Linked DNA regions of Homo sapiens: region 1 is linked to region 2. The links are chromatin loops, found by intact Hi-C in ENCODE. Cell type or tissue: heart right ventricle. All regions are shown on one strand. Links, peaks and the distances in the headings refer to the core of each region. The heading gives the core; the rest is flanking DNA.

The links. A loop is a pair of places that touch in the nucleus more often than their neighbours do. Peaks named below come from ENCODE experiments on the same cell type or tissue, not always from the same donor. Only the 100,000 strongest peaks of a DNase experiment are listed, where the experiment ranks them.
Region 1: it touches region 2 in a loop (1.9-fold over the local background); 1 of 110 quality-filtered maps calls a loop at or near these places.

What each region holds. Positions count from the first base shown.
Region 1 is chr11:78,366,895-78,377,635 of GRCh38, forward strand. All of the region lies in intron 1 of GAB2 (GRB2 associated binding protein 2), which reads right to left. Among named protein-coding and RNA genes, the nearest start is that of GAB2, 46 kb to the right of the region's middle. RefSeq lists an enhancer at 3,284-4,234. In heart right ventricle, for the core only: no CTCF peak of the experiment used is centred there; a DNase peak (open chromatin) is centred at 4,100; H3K27ac peaks cover 2,645 bases.
Region 2 is chr11:78,251,561-78,262,301 of GRCh38, forward strand. The region is part of intron 2 of GAB2 (GRB2 associated binding protein 2); the gene reads right to left. Among named protein-coding and RNA genes, the nearest start is that of USP35, 68 kb to the left of the region's middle. In heart right ventricle, for the core only: no CTCF peak of the experiment used is centred there; a DNase peak (open chromatin) is centred at 5,601; H3K27ac peaks cover 3,854 bases.

The DNA.
Region 1 (10,741 bases), core at 2,199-7,198, 110 kb after region 2:
CAAAGTTACATGAGAAATTTTAAAAACCCACTAACCATCCAAGGAGTATTTAAGCTTCCATTATGTGCAAGGTATTCTTAAGGATGCAAAAAAATACAAGACAGGTCCCTGAACCCAATGAATTTACCATCTAGCAAGGGAGATAAGTCATATACAAAATTATGATACTAAGGTATATTCCTGAGCCATACAGTATCTCAGGGGTAAAGGGGAACATAGCTCAAATATCTGGAGGAGCTCCAAATTGAAAACTTCTGTTTTCTTTTCCCCCATCAACTTGGACCAAGAGTCACAAATACATTCTTCCTCCATCTAGCAATATCCTTTAACCTACTTTGTGCCAGACAACATTCTGGTCATGAGAAAAAAGCAATGAACAAAACAGACAAAAATCCTGCCTTCGAAGGGCATATGGTCTGGAAGTGTAAAGGGTCAGGTAGGTACATATATGAGTGACTGGTGTGTGCATGTATGTGTGCGTGCGTGCATGTGATACAGCAGACTAGAAAGCATATGCTTTGGCTTAAATGGAAAGCTACCACCCAGTTCCAGCTAATTGCTGCTAGGCAGAAATTTGGGCCCAGTGTTCCCAGATCTGGAAGCTGGACATTTTACGGATTTTATGTAAGAGATCTCAGCTTTTAACAATCTACGACTAATTAAAAGTGTTTAAAACACTGCAGGCCAAGCAAAACACTTTATAGATGGAATTCAGGCTAAAGATACCAGTCTATAATCTGTCTTAGAACATGTATCATGATTTTTGGCTTAGAGATGCAGTCACTTCATATAGTGTTATAAACCAAGTGCTACTGGGCTGCAGGCAGAAGATCCAGCCTCTCAGCCAGTATTAAGGAGGTGAGAGCATTTAGCCTGAGCTCCTTCAGAAAACATCTCAGAATATGTCAGTGCTTAATTTTCTTTTTCTTTTTTTTTTTTTTTTTTTTTGAGACGGAGTCTTGCTCTTCCCCCCAGGCAGTGGCGCTATCTCTGCTCACTGCAAGCTCCGCCTCCCGGATTCACGCCATTCTCCTGCCTCAGCCTCCCGAGTAGCTGGGACTACCGGCACCCGCCACTGCGCCCGGCTAATTTTTTGTATTTTTAGTAGAGACGGGGTTTCACCGTGTTAGCCAAGATGGTCTCAATCTCCTGACCTCGTGATCCGCCCGCCTCGGCCTCCCAAAGTGCTGGGATTACAGGCGTGAGCCACTGCGCCCGGCTGTCAGTGCTTAATTTTCTATTCTTTGTTCACTTCTCACAGCACTTACTGGCCACATCCATGAGTTGCCACATGCTGAGGTATTTCTTTGCTAAGAATGGCAAGACCATTTTGTTCAACCAGGAAGTCCATGAACAGCAACTCAACCAATGCATCTGCCTTGATGGTTTGATTATTCAACAGATTAATACTGTTCATGAATATGATTAATTCTGATCTACTCTATAATAGGCTTGCTATTTAGAAATATAGTAAACTTCTGTCACCTGAAATTCTCAAGTGAGGGACTTTATGTAAATTATCCTGGACAAAAAAATTTCCTATAGTTAAATCACGTTTGTGCAGAAGTCACTGAAATACAGTACTGATGGCTGAAAAGCAAGCTACAAATTAAATATATAAATTACTACACAAATAGTCACAATACAAACAAATGTTTTAATAAAAATAGAAACAAAGCATACTACACGAAGGAAGAATTTCACTAAATACTAGTGCATACCAAATGAGAAAAGGAACAATTAACCCTAATAAAAGCTGGTCTTTCACTACATATGTTTGTAACAGAACTACACAGCATGTTAACAAACTGAAAAAAAAAAGACAAGACAGCAAAAATAAACTCTATAGGTTTAAATCTTCAACTTCAGACCCCAGAAAAGCATCTTTAAAGTCAGATAAGTCCAGGCATGGCGGCTCATGCCTATAACCCCAGCACTTTGGGAGGCTGAGGTGGGAGAATTGCTTGAGGCTAGGAGTTTGAGACCAGCCTGGGAAACACAGCGAGACCCCATCGCTACAAACAAATTTTTTAAAAATTAAAAAATTTTTTAATTTGTTTAAAATTAATAAATTTACTTATTAAATAAATTTATATTTACGGGCATGGTGGCATGTGCCTGTAGTCCCAGCTACTCAGGAGGCTGAGGTGGGAGGATCACTTGAGCCCAGGAGGTCAAGGCTGCAGTGAGCAATGATTGTACCACTGCACTCCAGCCTGGGTGACAGAGTGACAGAGACCCTGTCTCAAAAAAAAAAAAAAAAAAAGTCAGATAAGTAATTCTCAATGCCAGGAAAATTTATCATCCCTGCTGGTCTCCAGTTCATTGTATTAATCAATGGCAATCATTGCATTAGAAACTTGGTCACCCTGTCTTCAAAATATGGTGCTGTTGCCTTTTAACTGGGTTAGTTTACAGTGTATATAAACTTAATGATCAATCAGTGCCTCTACTGTATTTGAGCCATGACTTACTGTAGCAAAGTTAAAATCTAAAATGTAATGGAATAGCTCAAATATACCTCTGATCAGCTGTGTGGCCTATGGTTTCTTTTGGTTACCAAAATCTGGGATGTGAAACTTGCATCCCTTATACAGTGTTTTGTGTTCCCATTCTTTCTCATTAGAAGAGTCGCCTAAGGGCAGATTATCTTGCTATTAGTTTTGCTTTGGCCCAGAGTCTTTCATCTGCAAAACAGGTGTGTTGGTCACAAGGTAGTATCTGAATAAAAATTTTCAGGGGGAGAAATATATCTTACATACCAACAAGTTTAAAAAATCCAAAGGCATTTATAAGGATGGTCATTTCAGCACATTTTTTAAGTAAATAAAATACTGTAACTGCTTATCAACTGGTCAGGTTGGTTAAATTACAGTAGTATACTCGGACACTACTATAAAGATAATGAGAAAAGCTGAGCTTCATGAGCGCCCCCAGAACGTTATTCACCTAAAGGTTATCACCAGATGATGGCATCTGGCGTGGGGTTTTTTGTTTGTTTGTTTTAGCATTTCTTGATTTATAACGAACATGTACCATTTTAACAAAAGCAATAATCTTTCCTTTAAAAAAGAAAATACTGGCCGGGCGCGGTGGCTCACGCCTGTAATCCCAGCACTTTGGGAGGCCGAGGCGGGCGGATCACGAGGTCAGGAGATCGAGACCATCCCGGCTAAAACGGTGAAACCCCGTCTCTACTAAAAATACAAAAAATTAGCCGGGCGTAGTGGCGGGCGCCTGTAGTCCCAGCTACTTGGGAGGCTGAGGCAGGAGAATGGCGTGAACCCGGGAGGCGGAGCTTGCAGTGAGCTGAGATCCCGCCACTGCACTCCAGCCTGGGCGACAGAGCGAGACTCCGTCTCAAAAAAAAAAAAAAAAAAGAAAAGAAAATACAATTGACCTATATATGCAAATACGGAACTACACTCATGGTTTATTTTATCTCACAGGATTTTGGTGCACATTAATCATATGGTAGTATTCAAATATTACCTGATTTATGCTAAGTGAAAAATAACAAGGTATAAAACAGGGCAAACAGGGCAAGGGTCTGTGATGGGCAAGATGTTTTTTATTGACTACTATTGTGCCCAGGTTCTAGAAAACAGTCTGGAGCAAAGCTTACCTGTTTATCATGTGTTGCAATCTCAGAGCAGAGAGTGGGGAAAGACTGGTAGGAAAGAATAGGAGGGAAAGGAAACCAAGGCTATATGCATCAACAAACCCGCTACGGCTTAGCATGAAAACACAGACAACTGCTCATTTAGAAGGTTACAGGATGGGTTGTATGGAACTACTAATATTGTATGTGTGTGTGCGTGTGTGTGTGTATGTGTGTGTGTGTGTGTGTGTAAGGGGTAAATGGAGGAGAAAGGCAGGCAGACACGAAGCAATTTGTCTGCTGGCTCCTTCCCTTCTCCAGCTTCCAACTGCTCTGGTCAGTGATGTCAACTGCCCTCACTCCCTACTTCCAGGCTGTGTTTACCCAGCCACTCTGGACAGTCACTGGGGAAGAACACACCCCACGTTTGAACTTGAAAGTGGTAGGAGAGGCCAGGGTCTGGCCAAATGGGGCTTAGGCACATGAGTTGCTGTAGTTCTCTCCACAATGGACTTAACAGAGACCAAACCAGAGCCCCACCCTCACAGAGGGAAGATGAGACAGCCAGCACTGTTAGAAAACGTGGCAAAAGCAGCAACATCTGAAGACTCACCACTGAGCAAGCAGACTGCCTGAGGTGCAGACAGAACCAAGGGCATCTCGATAGACACACTGAGTCTCACACAACGCATACCCTTGTATACAGAATAGAACTTTAACTATCATGTATTTAAAAAACATACATTAGGAAAAACCTATACTTAGTCTATACTCAGTAGTCTAATGAAAAGGGCAGGGACTTGCAGCCAGACAGTTCTGAGATTGAAAATCCTATCCATCTGCTCCTTGTTGTGAAACGCCAAGTAGGTTGCTGATCTGTATAATCAGGATATTACATGGTTATAGTGAAGATTAAATGAGCTAAGGTGGCTAAAAGAGATGTTAGGCTCTGGCAGACATAGTGCTGCCTCTTACATAAGAGGGGCTGATTCTTTTCCTTCCCTCATTCAATCCCTCTTCCGTGTTCCTCCAGGACAACCTCACGTTATACTGCTAACATCACTCTGCCCAACATTGTTTATATTTATGATCACTCACTACACTGGCAGCTCCATGAGGATGGGATTATTTCTTTGGTGTCCACCTTTGCTGTCTAGTACAGTTCATGCTTATAGCTGGGGCTAAGCACACATTTGCTGAATGAACCAAGAACGTCAAACACCAATTCTCAGGGGAGACAGCTTTTCATAAGACCATTAGTAAAGTCACTTGAAGGACCCATGAGACTTCTAAACATAGTCTGACAGCTGTACCGGCCAGAAAGGTAGAAAAAAAATAAATAAAAGGTTTTGAAGCTAGACACATTTACATTCCAATCCCAGTTCCATCTCTTATTACAAGGGTAATATTTGGGCAAGTGACATAGACCCTCTAAAACCTTCATTCCCATAAACATAAAATCAAAATCATACTATATTTTGTAGGGCTAGTTTAAGAAATGAGATTAAATAATATAAACTATTACTCGTATGGTGTTAATCCATGTCACAAGGCACTCTTATCCTGACCAAGGTAGGGGGAGCAGAAGAGAGATTACTGCTATGAGTAAAAGGTATCTGCTTTTTTTCCTTTTCTTTTAATTCTATGCATTTTTACTGAATGTCTGCTGTGTGCCAGGCTTTGTACAAAATACCATCCTCTATAAGTTTACAAAGTGCTTTCACCTTAGCCTCTCTCTGAGCTCTCACCCTCCTGACTCTGCTTTAAGCCTGCCAAGGATACCCACTAGAAATGCTGAGAGATGAAGAGTTTCCATGACCTCTGGAACAGATGTGAATCGTAGCTCCAACGACAAAGGCAGTAAATAGGAAAGACATCCAAGTCTTGTTGATGACATAGTAAAGAGTAAGTGTGCCAAATACATTTGACCAGCCCCTAGAGGTTCCACATCTAAGGTTGGTATTATTCCCTAGGCCCACTCTACTTCTCTAAAAAAACTTATCTTTCAGGAAAAACCCTTTAAAAGAATTTAAGAATTCCTGATTTATCAGCTACTTGCAGAAAAACTGCTGAGCAAGGAAAGGGACAAAAAGCCAGTTAAAATAGAGAGGCATGGTATGTATAACCTGAATAAACCCCAGCAATCTAAGTGGCTGTCCTGGGTAGAAAGTCCAACAATCAAAAGTGAAAAAACAGTAATTCCAGTCTTTACATGCTTTCCTCAATGGATACGAGAAGAAATCAAAATCGTAACACACTTTTTATCTCTTAATCAATTCTCTCATATAATATAGTTGCTCAAGGGTCTCTCATTCACCAACCTACCCCACTCCCAACCTTCAAAACCAGTTTCAAATTTGCATTCTCCCCTTTCCCCTTTATCTTAAAAATTCTTTATTAAGAAGATTCAGCGTGTCTTCCCTATTTTTACATTTTCGCTCCATTCAGCCTATTAGAAAGAAGTAGAGTCCTGGAAGAAGACCCAGTAAGAAAGAATCCTTCCACCCTAGAAAGACTTACCACTGGGCAAGCAGACTACCTGAGGGACAGATATTACCAAGGGAATCTTGGTAGATACACTGAGTCGGTGAGAAACTAAAGGGAAGACTGTGAATACTAATATGAATAACTTGTATTTCTCTTTTGACAAATAATTGTACATGTTTATGGAGCAAACAACTCTTCTCTGTTCTATACATTATATATAGAGTCATATCTAAAGCTACTAGGTGATTATAATGACTTTTTTTTTTTTTTTTTTGAGATGGAGTTTCACTTTTGTTGCCCAGGCTGGAGTGCAATGGCGGAATCTCAGCTCACTGCAACCTCCGCCTCAGGGTTAAAGCGATTCTCCTGCCTCAGCCTCTGGAGTAGCTGGGATTACAGGCATGCATCACCACACCCGGCTAATTTTGTATTTTAGTAGAGATGGGAGTTTCTCCTTGCTGGTCAGGCTGGTCTTGGACTACTGACCTCAGGTGATCTGCCCACCTTGGCCTCCCAAAGTGCTGGGATTACAGGCGTGAGCCACCACGCCTGGCCATATAATGACTTTTTAAATCAAATAAGGGACAAGCCACAAAACAAAAAAGGTCAAAGTTTCTAAACGTAGAGATAAAAATAACACATTGAATGGGCCCGGGACAAGGAAAACTTCCGCAAATGTAAACAAATACTTAAGTAATACATGTAAATTGCTTAGAATAGAACCTGGCATGATACTGGATTAATGTAGTCATTGTTATTATTGACCCAACTTTCTTGGTTCCCAGCTCCTTTGTTGTTAGATGATCACACAAACCCCTCAAACAGAAATCACCTCTTTGTGTAGCTGTTCAGTTTGGGGACAGAATCTGACTTAATAGCTCCTCTAAAACAAGGTTCTTTTTATCCTTCTTTGCTGCTCCAGGCTAGCACAGTACCCGACACACAGTTGGAATCAACAAATGCTTGTTAAAGGAATTAGTTCTGCTAAGTGAAGATGGTTTACCCTGGAAACCTGAGACTTTACATTGAAAAGCATTCTAATCCCAGGTTGCCTTCTATGGGACCCATTTTTGGCAAGGATTTGACAAATCAGAGGGTCTGACCAAACCAATATTATATTATAACACATGATAAGCAGGCCAACTTTAGACACACATTCTAACAGCTTGACTGAAAAAGTCCAAGTTGATCCCAGTTTAGTTTTGTAATCCGAAAACACACTTCCTCAGTATTTTCCATACAGTTGACTACTGTGTGTGTCTCTCAAATCTCATGACCTGCCATCAACCCTCGAAGAAAAACAAAATTATTAAGACCAAGGTCTACAATACAAATAATCCGGTATTTGTCACAGGTTTCACTTTTGTCGAGCCATTTCTGAACTCATTATAAAACTATGTCTATGTAGGACCTTATTGTCCATGTCAACAAACCCCTACAACAAAGGAAAGACTTGGGGGTTACCCGGGGGGGAACCTGAAGTCCCGGGGTCTAGTCCTAGTGCCAATTCTGCTACTGACTAGATAAGTTAGTGAAGTTGTTACACCTTACTCATCATCCATTTCTTAATGTATAAAATAATGATTCAAATATTTGCAGAATGTCTATTATATGCTGGTCATTACGCTGAATGCTAAAAATACAAAGATGAATACTATCCCTATCTTTAAGGGTTTGATATTTTATTGGAGTTGGACAGAAATTATATACATTAAATTAAAATACAATTTAGTAAGTAATATAATGGCACACAGTTTTACAGAAATGTAAAAGACAGACCCATTATTCTAATGGGTGGATAGACACACCAGGAAACTAAGAACTAAGAAAGAACATTTTATGGGTTTATTCTATGCATAAAACAAGGTGGATGGGTAAGGAGGGGAATAAATGCCAGAATGCAGTTGCTAAATTGGATCTTCAAATCAAGAACAGCATCAAGTCTATTGAAATATTATTTTAATTGTAGCATGTAACGAAAATTCTATTTCACACACAGGTACATTGGTAAAGGGAAGACCACAAACTGCACACTTTGCAATCTTTGTATATTTCGTTTATTTATTTTGTATTTTCTTTAGAGGCAGGGTCTTGCTCTGTCACCCACACTAGAGTGCAATTGCACAATCATAGCTCACTGCAGCCTAGAACTCCTGGGCTCAAGCAATCCTCCCGCCTCAGCCTCCCAAGTAGCTGGGACTACAGATGCATGCCACTATGCCCTGCTAATATTTGGGTATTTGAATTAAACTACTACTACTACAAAATAGTCTCAGTCTATCTTGTGAGATTTTTTAAAATCAAAGGCCACAACTATTCACTTTCATTTTGAAATGGGGTTTTTTTGTTTGTATTTTTTTTAGTCTGGGCACAGCTTAATTAAAGTACTTTTTGATCCATACACAGTTTGAAAAATCTAAGGCTCTTCCTGATATAAAATGTCTTTTCAGTGGCAAAGACATGGTGGAAATATTTGTTGGAAAATGTTTAACATTAAAAAGGCATTTATTGGTACAGCAAATATATGGTAAAATTAGAGACAGATACATCAACTGATCAGCAATCTAGAGGTATAGTTCCCAATATGCCCACTGATATAGAAGTAAATGGATACATCTTGAGATTTACCCATTACAACTGAGTTTTAGATCCCATTCTAGAATCAGGTAGTAATCTGAGCTGAACTAGAGAGGCAGAGAAAAGGCCCGAACACCTCAAAATTTATAAAGCTTACATAGTCAGTGATATAGCCTTCCATTTTCCCTCTTTGACTCACTGACTAATAAGTTACAGAGTGCTCTTCAGATTTTCCTTGGGGACCACGTTGTCCTAGCTCCTCACAGAGGAAACTATATTCCATTTCATTCAGAAGCTTCATACACAGACTCTCCATTGGCTTCTGGTGCCTGCCAGATGTGCTCAGACCATCCTACTCCTTATACCACCCTTCTGCCAAATCACCTGCAGTACTTTGGATACAGCAGCTCTGTGCATTCCAGATTTAACTGTTTCCCATAGTCTAACAGAGGGAAGTTTATTTAAACTTGCATGTGCAAAAGATCAGAACGTAAGTATAATTAGAGGGGAAATATGGGGGAAATGTTAATCATATGTATACGAACAGGACCAGATAGGCAGGGAGACTGTTTCTTCCTTAGAACTTCCTGGACTACAAATAGTTTATTTTTGCCTTAGATTGTAGTCAGCTCTCTTTGAGAGCTAAGTACCTACATCCCAGATGTGAACTCAAGGAGCAAAATGAAGATTCCCTAAGCAAAGTCTGCCTGTTTTGGCATTAATAAGAAGAGCCCATTAATGATGAATAACAATACTTCTAATAAAGAGCTAACACTGAGACAGTACTTGCTGTGTACCAGATACTATTCTAAGCACTTTATGTATTAACTCACTCAATCTTCACAACAAGCCCTATGAGATAGGTTCCATCATTAGCCTCACTTTAAGGATGAAAAAATTGAGACACAGAATACTTGCCTAGTTAGTAAGTAATGGGATTCAAATACAGACCAGCCAGCTCTTGCTACAGCTTTTTCATCTTTTAAGTAAAAGGTTGTGTTCAGTATATGTGAAACTTGGAAATGTGTTTTCACACATTCTGTTCTGATTAAAAGTTGGGGAATACATCCTTTGTTTACTGTAGGATAAGGCAAGAATAACCATAAAAGTCTGGACAACCTAGGTTTCAAGTTCTAATCTAGGCTCATGATGAGGGAGAGTTGGAGGGGGGCACCGAGACTGTGACTAGGGAAGTGTCTTAATCAGCCTGGGCTGCTATAACAAATTACCATAGACTAGGTGACTTAAACAACAGACTGACAGTTGGGATATTTGTCCCCGCCCAAATCTCATGCTGAATTGTAATCCTTAGTACGGGAGGTGGGGCTTGGTGGAAGGTGTTTAGATCATGGGAGTGGATCCCTCATGGCTTGGTGCTGTGAGTCTTGTAAGAGCTGTTCATTTAAAAGTGTATGGCACCTCCTGCCACCCCGACTCTCTCAAGCTTGCCCCTGCTTTCGCTGTGTGATGTGCCTCTTCCCCTTTCATCTCCTGCCATGACTGAAAGCTCCCTGAGGCTTCACCAGAAGCTGAGCAGATGCCAGCAACATGCTTCTGGTAAAGCCTGCAGAACTGTAAACCAATTAAATCTATTTTCATTTTAAATTATCCAGTCTCAGGTATTTATTTCTAGCACTGCAAGAACAGCCTAATACACAGACATTTCTCACAGTTCTGGAGGCTGGGAAGTCCAGGATGAAGGAACTAGTAGGTCCAGTGTCTGGTGACGGCCCTTTTCCAGCTTTACAGAGGGCTGCCTTCTTGCTGTGTCCTCACATGGCAGAAAAAGGCGACTGGATGGAAGTTCTCTTGTGTGTGTTCACTTCTTATAAAGACACTAATCCCATCATGAGGGCTCTACTCTCATGACTCAATTTTCCCAAAGGCCCCATCTCCAAATTCTATCACACTGGGGATCAGAATTTCAATACATGGTTTTGGGGGGACACAAACATTGAGTCGGTAGCAGGGAGTACAGGGGACCGGCATGTTGACCAGGCAAGTTTAACTCACTTTATTTTGAAGAACGTGGTAGCAGCAGAAAAGCCTATTATGCTTTGGAGACAAGTGGACTCA
Region 2 (10,741 bases), core at 3,053-8,052:
ATAAACAAGGCATATGGAAGCATCATCAGTCCTTGAACACACCAGCCTCTTTTATGATTCTTTGTTTTGGCTTCTGCTGTTCCTTCCACTTGGATTTCACCTCTACTCTACTGGCAAGCTCATATGCAGACTTTTAGACCCTACACAGATATCATATTCTCTCCCAAATCTTCCTGGACTTGCTTCTTCTTCTGTGTGCCAGCAGCACTTGGCCCATGCTCCCATTATATCCATGGTCACTATGCTTCCTTGTCTAACCCATGGCTTTCTGAGAACAGTGACTGTGATGTTGTTACCATTATAGGCCCAGCATTTACCTAATAAAGGCAAGGTACATAGCAGATTCTTAGTTCATGTCTGCGGACTAAGCAAACACAACACATTCATTCAGCACTCAAAAATTCCACTAGTGAAACTTCTTGTTCGAAAGAAATAAAAGTTTAAAGATGTAATCTTAGGCAGTATGATAGCTGGTGGGTTAACGTTGTGGTGGTGTTGATTTTCTAAGGTTATTCAACTCATGTCAAAGGGGACACAGTTCACCTTCTACGCCCTGTCATCTGACCTATCTCAGGCTGTACCCTTCTCATGGTCCTAGGCAGGATCACCAGCTCATTAATGCTCTACAGTATTAATTACTCTCCAGGCATTTCTGCTGCTGGGCAGGACACCTGCCAGTGTACAACAGAAAAAGCTGATGGGCCTCTGGGGAAAAACTTTTCCATTGACAGCTGTATTGACCCCCAAAATTAACTCCCATTACAAGTCTTTCAGTAAACTGGACATTTGTTAACAGAATCGATAGCTCATTACTCCATTAGATTTGCAAGATGAACTCTCTAATAGTGGAGGAGAGAGGGTTTACATTATGGGACAGAGTAGCCACAGGGCCATGGAAAGAATACAAGCTACTGCCTAAGAAGACACAGGGAACCTGCAAAAAGCAAGCCTCTGGTGAGATTCTGTATTCTCTGTTGTCTCGTTGGACTCCTCTTCCTTTGCCTGCCCCTTCAGTGGAGGCATTCCTCAGGGCTCCACTCTAGACCCTCCTATAGCCTCTCTCTCCCGCTGAAGACTCTCCAGCGGGTAATCCTGTCCACTTCCACAGCTTCAGTTACCACCTATGTGCTGACAACTCTCAAATCTTCATCTCTAGCTCAGTTCTCTCTCCGGGACTCCCTGCTATATATCCCTTCACCTGCTGAGCACCTCCCTTCAGACGTCCCACTAGTGGGCCAAACTCAACAATCTAAATTGACCTCTTCATCACTCGTGTTCCCTGTCTCAGTGAGGTCCATCATCACCAGCCAATAAGTTCTCCAAGCCAGAAGTCCAGGCATTATCTATGACTCTTCTGTTTCTCAGCAACCATGTCACGTCATTATGTCACCGTCCCTCTTAAAACTCTTCTGTTATACCTCAGATGACTTACAAATATCTTTCCTTTTTTTTTTTTTTTTTTTTTTGTGAGACAGAGTCTCGCTCTGTCATCCAGGCTTAAATGCAGTGGTACGATCTCGGCTCACCACAACCTCTGCTTCCTGGGTTCAAGTGATACTCCGGCCTCAGCCTCCTGAGTAGCTGCAACTACAGGTGTATGCCATGACGCCCAGCTAATTTTTGTATTTTTAGTAGAGATGGGGTTTCACCATGTTGGCCAGGATGGTCTCGATCACCACTGCCTCAGCCTCTCAAAGTGCTGGGATTACAGGCGTGAGCCACCATGCCCAGTCAAAGCTCTCTTTTTTAGAGACATGGTCTTGCTCTGTTGCTCAGGCTGGAGTGCCATGGTGCAATCATAGCTCACTATAACCTCGAACTCCCGGGCTCAAGCAATCTTCCTGCCTTAGCCTCCGGAATAGCCAGGAATACAGGCATGCACCACCACGCCAGGCCAATTTTTAAATTTTTTTTGTAGAGACAGGATCTCACTATGTTGCCCAGGCTAGTCTTGAACTTCTGGCCTTAATCAATCCTCCTGCCTCAGCCTTCCAAAGGGCTAGGATTACAGGTATAAAGCCCTGCACCCAGCCTCTTTTTTTAAAGACATTTTCCTGTTTCTTTCTTCAACCTTGTTTCTTACCTGTGCTTCCCTGTGTTTCAAATAAAATTCCAGGAAAATACCAATCTTTCTCTCATCACTTTGTACATCAGGCTGTAAACACAGTGATGGCAGAGATTTTGAAATGGTTTTATCCTCATCATTAAGCCCAGTGTGTGACAAAATTCAATAAATACGCGTTGATCAAAAAAAGTACACACCATAAGAAATCATTATTCCTCAGTAACATTCACTGACTCCTTATTGCCTTCAGAATAAAGTCGAGTTTCCTCAGTATTACAATAAACGCCATTGACACAACCTACTTATTCTGCCTTGTCATCAAATGCATCCTTCATGCCCCCTATGTTGAATGCTTTGGCTGTGAGTATGAATAAAAGAGGAGTGACCCATCCTCACCTCTGCAGCCCCTTCCTTGAGCTCAGCCTGTGGAGTCATATCTGTGACTCAGTCTATTTAGCTGCATACTTGGGGAAGTCACTTCACCTCTCAGAGTCTCAGTCTCCTTATTTACAAATCAACATAGGGCAGCTATAAGGATGAAAAGAATGAAATACACATAAGGTCTAGAAAATCTTGAATGTCATAGGTACATGGAACACCTTCTATCACTTATGTACCCCTAGTGCCTAGAACAGCCCCAGCCATGGTATGTATTCAATACACATTTGTTGACTGATCATACTGAAAAAATAAAAGAATTTTCCCTGGCGCAAAAATCCAAATATGTGTGTTTCTTGTGGTCAAAATCAGAGAGGTTTTAAGGTCTGTTAAGAAGATGAAGTAGGGATTAGGATGAATTGGGCCTTCATCCAACAGAAACTTGGATTTCTACTCTACCAGCACAAAGTCATGTCAATGAAACTAGCCAGCTCCATCTAATGATCTATAGCTTAGCTGGGTGCAATAGCTCATGCTTGTAATCCCAACGCTTTGGGAGGCCAAGACAGGAGGGTTGCTTGAGGTCAGGAGTTTGAGACCAGCCTGGGAAACCTAGTGAGAGTCGTCTCTATCAAAAATTAAAAAATTAACTGGGCGTGGTGGTGTGTGCCTGTAGGCCTAGCTACTTAGGAGGCTGAGGTGGGAAGACTGCTCCAACCCAAGAGATTGAGGCTGCAGTGGGCTATGATCGCGCCACTGCAATCAGCCAAGATGACAGAGTGACACCTTGTCTCTAAAAAAAGAAAAAAGAAAAAAGAAAAAAAAAAGTATGTAGCTCCAGAAAAATTCTTTCAAAGCTGTTTTGGCACTAAAACTTGCCAAAATCCCACTTCTGCTTGCAACTTTAAAAAGATCTCTGCCTGAATTTATGTGATTATTTCTTAGTGTCTATACTAGGTTTACTAGTGTCCTTCCAAAACTCATGTCTACCTGGTATTTCAGAATGTGACCTTACTTGAAAATAGCGTCTCTGTACATAGTTAAGAGGAAGTCATACTGGATTAGGGTGGGCCCTCATCCAATGAACTGGTATCCTTATAAAAGAGACACAGAGACAGAGAAACACAAAGGCAGAATACCATGTGATGTATGGGTCAAGGTAGAGATCGAAATGATGTATCTACTAGCCACGGAATGCCAAGGACTGCTGGCAGCCACCAGGAACTAACGGAAAGGTAGAAACAGACTCTCCTTAGAGCACCCAGAAGGAACCAATACCACCAATGCCTTAATTTTGGATATCTAGCCTCTAGAACTGTGAGAGAGTAAATTTTTGTTGTTTTAATCTACTCACTTTGTGGTAATTTGTCATGGAGGTCCTAGGAAACCAATATATACCATAAAACCTAAAACATCAAACAAGGTTTTCTTGCTTATCTCAGGAAAAATAATTACAAAGCTAAATTCAGAGACAACTTTTCTGGAATAAGATTTTTCTCATTTTGGACCCTGATGGCCGAGTACCCCTGCTACTTCTTCCTCCGTGGTTCCAACCCCCAATTCTGATGAGCTGCCTGTGCCCCAATAGATGAGGTTCCGGGGAGGTGCTACCTCACTTTCCACATCAGTTGGAGGCAAGAGCTTCAGCCAACTTGGGTTTGGTGCTGTTTTGTTTTGCTCACTGAAAGCTGCTCCCTTCAGATGGCTTGCCATTGGTAAGTGGAGTACATTCTACATGGCCATTCTGGACAGGGCTGATTAGTAGACCTGGCACTGCTGTGATTCATGGCTTCATCACCCCTCAGGGTCACTCCCTATAATTAAAGTTTTCAAATATACTTCCAAACATTTCATAGAACAAAAGCGACATGGTGTGCTACATGTAACAGAAAAAAATGTATTAGGCTAATAGTGGAGAGACTTGGCTCTGTCCCTAGATCTGCCTAAAGGCAGATCTGCTTGCTATTTGACCTGGAGCAAATCACTTAGCCTCAGTTGCTTCATCTGTAAAAAGGGACTATTAATATCTAGGATAACTTGCCCTGCAGTTTATCATAGAGGGTTGCTGAAAGGATTGAATTAAAACACAAACACCAAAAACTTATAGATGAATGTCCATATCAGCATTATTCATGAGAGCCAAAAAATGGAAACAACCAAAATGTCCTGACGAATGGATAAACAAAATGTGATATATCCACACAATGGAATATTATTTAGCCATAGAAATAAAAAATACTGATATAGGTTATCTTGATGAACCTTCAAAATATTACGCTAAGTGAAAGAAGCCAATCATAAAAGACCACAGATCTAGAGTTTTGTTAAGAAGGTGGGAGGAGTGTTTGTATGCTGGACAGGCTTCCCAGGGGTGATTGTGGAAAGGAAGGGGAGTGATTCTAGAAATGATTTCATTTATGTGAAATATCTAGAAGAGGCAAATCTGCAGGGATGTGAAAAAGATTAGTGGTTACCTGGTGGCAGGCATGGGGGAGTGAGAATAGATCTAAGTGGGTTGAAATTTTACTCCCAGTGAGTGAACCTCATGCACGGGACAGAAGTCAAGAGACCAGGAATCCAGTTCCAGCTCTGCCATAAACTTGCTGTGAGATCATGTGTGGTCGCTGAGCTTTAATTCATAACTATCAAGTATTGGAGGATAATCTCTAGCCTACCTGTCTGTCTCACTGGGTTGTTTTAGGAGGTGAATGAGATAAGGGTTTGGAAGCAAATCCATGCACATGCATAAGGCATTAATAGGATTTGTTTTTATTGCCTGGGTACCCCTTGGGAGAAGAAAAGAATGGTGAAAATAAAGGAAGATATTAAACAATGTGTGGCTGGGGTGTTTTTGGTACTTCTTGCTGTGTAACTGACCTTCCTAATGACCCAAAACACAAGAAGAAAATGGAGGTTTCTAGACTCCTGGCCTGAGCTTCTATCTCCAAGTCTAGACTAAAGATAATGCCCACAAATGCCTGAGTCAATCTATTTTCTTTTAAACAGTTTTTTTTTTTCTTCTTCCTGGCTTCTTTTTAGGGCCCTACAGAATCACTCCCCTTCCTTTCCACAATCACCCCTGGGAAGCCTGCCCAGCATACAAACACTCCTCCCACCTTCTTGCAAAACTCTAGAACAGGAAAGCTCTGAAGGATTTCAGCCGAGGAGCCCAGCCCAGGCCAACCCAGCCATCGACTGGCTAGTGATAACATGAGCAGGAAAGGGGTGGTTGGCGGGAGTTTCTGGAAAAGATGACTGGCCAAATAATGACTAGTTCCCTTATCTCAGTGCCCTTTTCATCTTTATCCCTTCTCCCCCAAAAATTTATCCCCACCCTCAAGCCTCAGTGGGTCTCAGAACCCATAAAGTGGTAGACCAAAAGCTGTATTGGAGCTGGATTCAAAGTCTGACTCTGCTAACTCCTAGCTCTGTAGCCTTGGATATGTTAATAAGCCTTTTTAATTCTCACTTGTTCAATAGGGCTAAGTACTTTGTAGGACTGCTGTGAGGAATAGAGATCATTTTATATCATGCATTTAGCCACTCTTATTGCTCCTATTCCTGGAGTACACATGGAGCTGGTTGAGACCTTGAGATTGGCCAAAGAGGTACGAGCTGCTTTCCAAGACATGACGGATGCTTGGAAGGTAACTGTCACTGTTTTGGTCACAATTATATGCCGTACAGATGGTATACGGGGAATTAATGAGAACCAAAAGGACAACAGTGACTGTGGTAAGCACAGCTGCCATTTACTAAGCACCTATTATGTGCCTCTAGTCTACCCTGTGAGGTACATATTATTACCTCCATTTTTTTTTTTTGGATGAAGAAAAATAGGCTCAGAGACATCAATAGCAAACTCTGGGGTCACACAGCCAGAAAGTGGCATAGCCTAGATCTGAATCAGATCTCACAGTCTCCAAAGCCAATTCTTTTCACCTGTGCAGAGGAAGAACTCCCACAAGAGCCCTATGAGGTGAATGGTACTAGGGAAGGAAAGTTAAAATATGAGGATGGGGGTCCAGGCCTAGCTCTACCGCCTACTGGCTGAGTGAATCTGGGCATACCATTTCATCTTCCCAAGCCTCACTGTCTCTATTTACAAAAAGAAGAGGTTGGATTAGATCGGGGGTACACATCAAAGTTATCTCTGGGAAATGTAAATGCAGAGGGCTGGTCCCACCTCAGACCTCATTAGTCATATTTACAGAGATTCAGATTAGGATCCACTGGTTTGGTTTTAACAACCTCTGGTTCTTAATTCTGGGGCAGAGACAGAAGGGTTAGGGTCTACTGAAGAAAAGGCAAAGCAGGCTTTGAGTGACAAATGAAAGAGCAAATATTTCCAAAAACCTTCCTTTGGATCATCAAAATTGCAAATTGATAAGCATCCACGTTCTCTCTGGCCCTTCACATAATCTATGGCTCCAAAGGAACAAGGTATAACAAAAATAACCCTGATGTGGACTTCCCAGACACAGGTTCTGAAACTATTTTATTTAATTTTTTTCCCCTCAATGAGAAACATGTATTTAAAAGTTTTCTTAAGAAGCTTCTTAGAGTTGAATTATAATTTTTTTTAAATTTTTTAATTTTCTGTTTTTTTTTTGAGACAAGATCGCGCACTGTTGTCCAGGTTGTAGTGCAGTGGCACAATTATGGCTCATTGCAGCCTCGACCTCCTGGGCTCAGGTGATTCTCCCACTTTGGCCTCCCAAAGTGCTGGAACTATAGGCATGCACCACCATGCCTGGCCTGAATATATAAACTTTAAATAGCACATACAATATATGAATCAGTTATAATTCCATATATAGGGTACCCTTTTTGATTTTCATAAGTTTATAATGTTTTCATTGGCATTTTTTCTTTTTAAACTTTTAGGTTCAGGGGTACACGTGCATGTTTGTTATGTAGGTAAACTTGTGTCATGGGGGTTTGATGTACAGATTATTTCATCACCCAGGTACTAAATCTAGTACCCAATAGTTATTTTTTTTGCTCCTCTCCCTCCTCCTACCCTCTACCCTCTGGTAGGCCCCTGTGCCTGTTGTTCCCTGATTTGTGTCCATGTGTTCTCATCATTTAGCTCCCACTTATAAGTGAGAACATGTGGTATTTGGTCTGGAACTATCTTATTACAGGGCCTTGAGCAAAACTTTTAATATCTTTATCCCTCATTTCCCACACTGTCAAATGCCAAAGAGAACACCTACTCAACAGGGTTCTTTTGAGGATTTGATATGAAATATAGGTAAACAGTAATTATTAAATACTCAATAAATGGCTGTTGGCCTGACACTTGTCCCATTTTTTATTACTAGAAGTGGAATGGTGGTAAAATTCTAAAAGTTCTAGTGCAGAGAGGATGACGAAAGAATTTTGACAACAGTATTTGATAGGATTCTAAGGAGTGTGTGGTCCCTGTAGAAAGCTCACTGAAAAACAAGGAACATATGAAGAATCCTAAAAACAAAAGCATGCTGACAGGTGCTGAGGGCAAGACTGGATCCAAAGCTCCAGGTCACTTTTCATCATAAGCCTGAAATTATTTAAGAAGGATTAAGTCTCAAAGGCCTTTGGCATATATCATAATTTATGCCAGAGGAAATTCATAAATTCAAGGCCAAACATAAAATGGCTCAACTTTACACAGTAACTCACATAATATAGCAATTGGAAGGGTCCCCAGAGTCCAGTCTCTAATTTATCACCACCACCCTCCTCCTACCTCTCAAATCTCTCATCTACAGTTTGAGAAACTGTGGCCCAGAGAAATAAGACTTGTCCAAGGCCACACAGAAGGTCAGAAATGAACCCTGGAATAAGAATTCAGAACTTACTCCAAGAGCCCTTACCCTGCACTAAAAGATGTATCGCTATGAATGAAGATGTACTCTCTGTAATGTGGGCCTGGGGGCAGGAGCAATCAAGCTATGAGATCTGGTCAGGACACTAACTGGACCAGATCTGTTATTTGTTTTGAGTTTATAGTATCACTCATTATTTGCATGGTAAGTAAACATTTGTGGATCAAAGTACTAAACACTAGTATAAATAGATTCTCGAGTTCAGAAATATAAGTTTCCTAATGTTTATAAGAACTATAAAGCGGAGGAAGAAAAAAGAAAAGACAGACAGGCAGTAACATGAGATCCCATGAGATCTTTCTGGACCTATGATTCCCCATCCCCCTTCCAAGGGAAGACTCTGAGAAAGAACACCATCTCCGCTAGGGAGAGCCAAGTCAGAACATCCTGACCTTGATGCATACGATCTCACAGTATACATTAGCAGAAATTGATTCTGTGAAAGGCAAAGAGGAAAGAGAGCGAGTGACTGTAGCTTAGTGACACAGCACAGTTCCTGGTCACACGTCCTTTTACAACCTTCTTTGGCTCGAGGCATCTCATTTCAGAGATGGAAATGCCTTGTCTCCCTAGTTAGAATTAATCATGCCTTCTAAATCTTTTTTTTTTTTTTGAATGGAGTCTTGCTCTTGTCTCCCAGGCTGGAGTGCAATGGTGCGATCTTGGCTCACTGAAACCTCCGCCTTCTGGGTTCAAGTGATTCTCCTGCCTCAGCCTCCCGAGTAGCTGGGATTACAGGCACCCACTGCCACACCTAGCTAATTTTTGTATTTTTAGTAGTGTCAGGGTTTCACCATGTTGGCCAGGCTGGTCTCAAACTTCTGACCTCAGGTGATCTGCCCGCCTTGGCCTCCCAAAGTGCTGGGATTACAGGCATGAGTCACCGCGCCCAGTCTATGCCTTCTAAATCTTTTGTAGTACATAATTTTGCCATTTATTCTAATTGGGAATTCATAAATCTGTCATGTGAAGTGAAACTATAAGCTGTTAGAATCCAGGATCCAGACCATATCTTTTTCTCTAATCGTGTTTAGCACAATGTTCTATGCCTAGAAAACATTCCAATTAGAACAAGGAGGTCCCAGCCCTTTGGGAGGCAAAGGCAGGAGGATCACTTGAGCTCAGGTGTTCAAGACCAGCCTGGGCAACACTGGAAGACGCTGTCTGTCTGTCTCTATATATGTATGTATGTATATATATATGTGTGTGTGTATATGTATGTCTGAGATATATATATATCTCACGCATACATATAAATTAGCTGGGCATTGTGGCAGATGCCTGCAGTCCCAGACTGGGGGGCTGGGGAGCTGAGGTGGGAGGATCACTTGAGCCCAGGAGGTCGAGGTTGCAGTAAGCTGTGACCACACCACTGCACTCCGGCCTGGGCGACAGAGTGAGACCCTGTCTCAACAAAACCAAAACAAAAACCAGAACCAGAACCAGAACAAGGCGATCTTCAATAAACACACTAGAGCAGCAAGTTCTGTTGGAATCTTTCCTCCCTGGGTTAGAAGAATGACCAAATGAGATCCAAATGTAAACAGTTATTTAGGGTACAAGAAATTGTTATCACTTAGTGAGGTTTTCTGGGTTGTGTGTATTTCTGTTTGGGGATAGCAAGTCTATCTTTAGCCATGCACTGTGCTGTTGATTTGCAAGAGGTCAGGTTACAAGCTTTGTTTATACCTATCGTACCCCTTAGCTGCGGCAGACCCTTCTCCTGTTCCTTCGTGTGGGGCTTGGGTTGGTTAGTTGGTCCCATCAAGGATTCATTCATATTTGAAATGAAGCACTCTTGTGATTTACTTAGGGTCTGGAGCAGGTACGAGAGGCACTACTGAGCTGCAGGCCAGCCCCAAAGGGTGGCCTATGCTTTATGAGCTTACATGCAGTCAGAAAGAACAAATTTATACTCGGAGGAGCACTTCAGCCCTCCCCCGAGGAACTTTGGGAACCCATTAGTTTTCCCACAGGAATCAATCCATCAAGTGGGTATATTAAGTTCACATTAATGATGCATTTGACCCTTGTAACCTTTCCACAGAAATATCCAAAATACATCACTGTATTTTGAAGCTAACCAACTTTATAAGAGATAAGCTTTTCCCTCCTTTCACAGTGACTCTGAGACAACTGGCAATTGGTGTAAAACAGAAGCGTCAGACTTATCAGTTGTGGATGCTTATCAAGAATCGTGATCAGCGGCAATAATCACAAGATTGCACCTTAAACTGGTATAGTGTGGATGGCTAGGCTAGGATTCAAAGAGCTCCAGTTTTGCCTAGGGAATTATGAGATCTACATAATTCTCTGAAGGGGAACTTCGGCTTCAGGAGAAGCAGTGTGCTACTGGGAAAGGAACATGCACGTTGGAGTCCGAATCTCAGCTTACTAGTTGTGAAACCTAGGGATGGTACCTGAA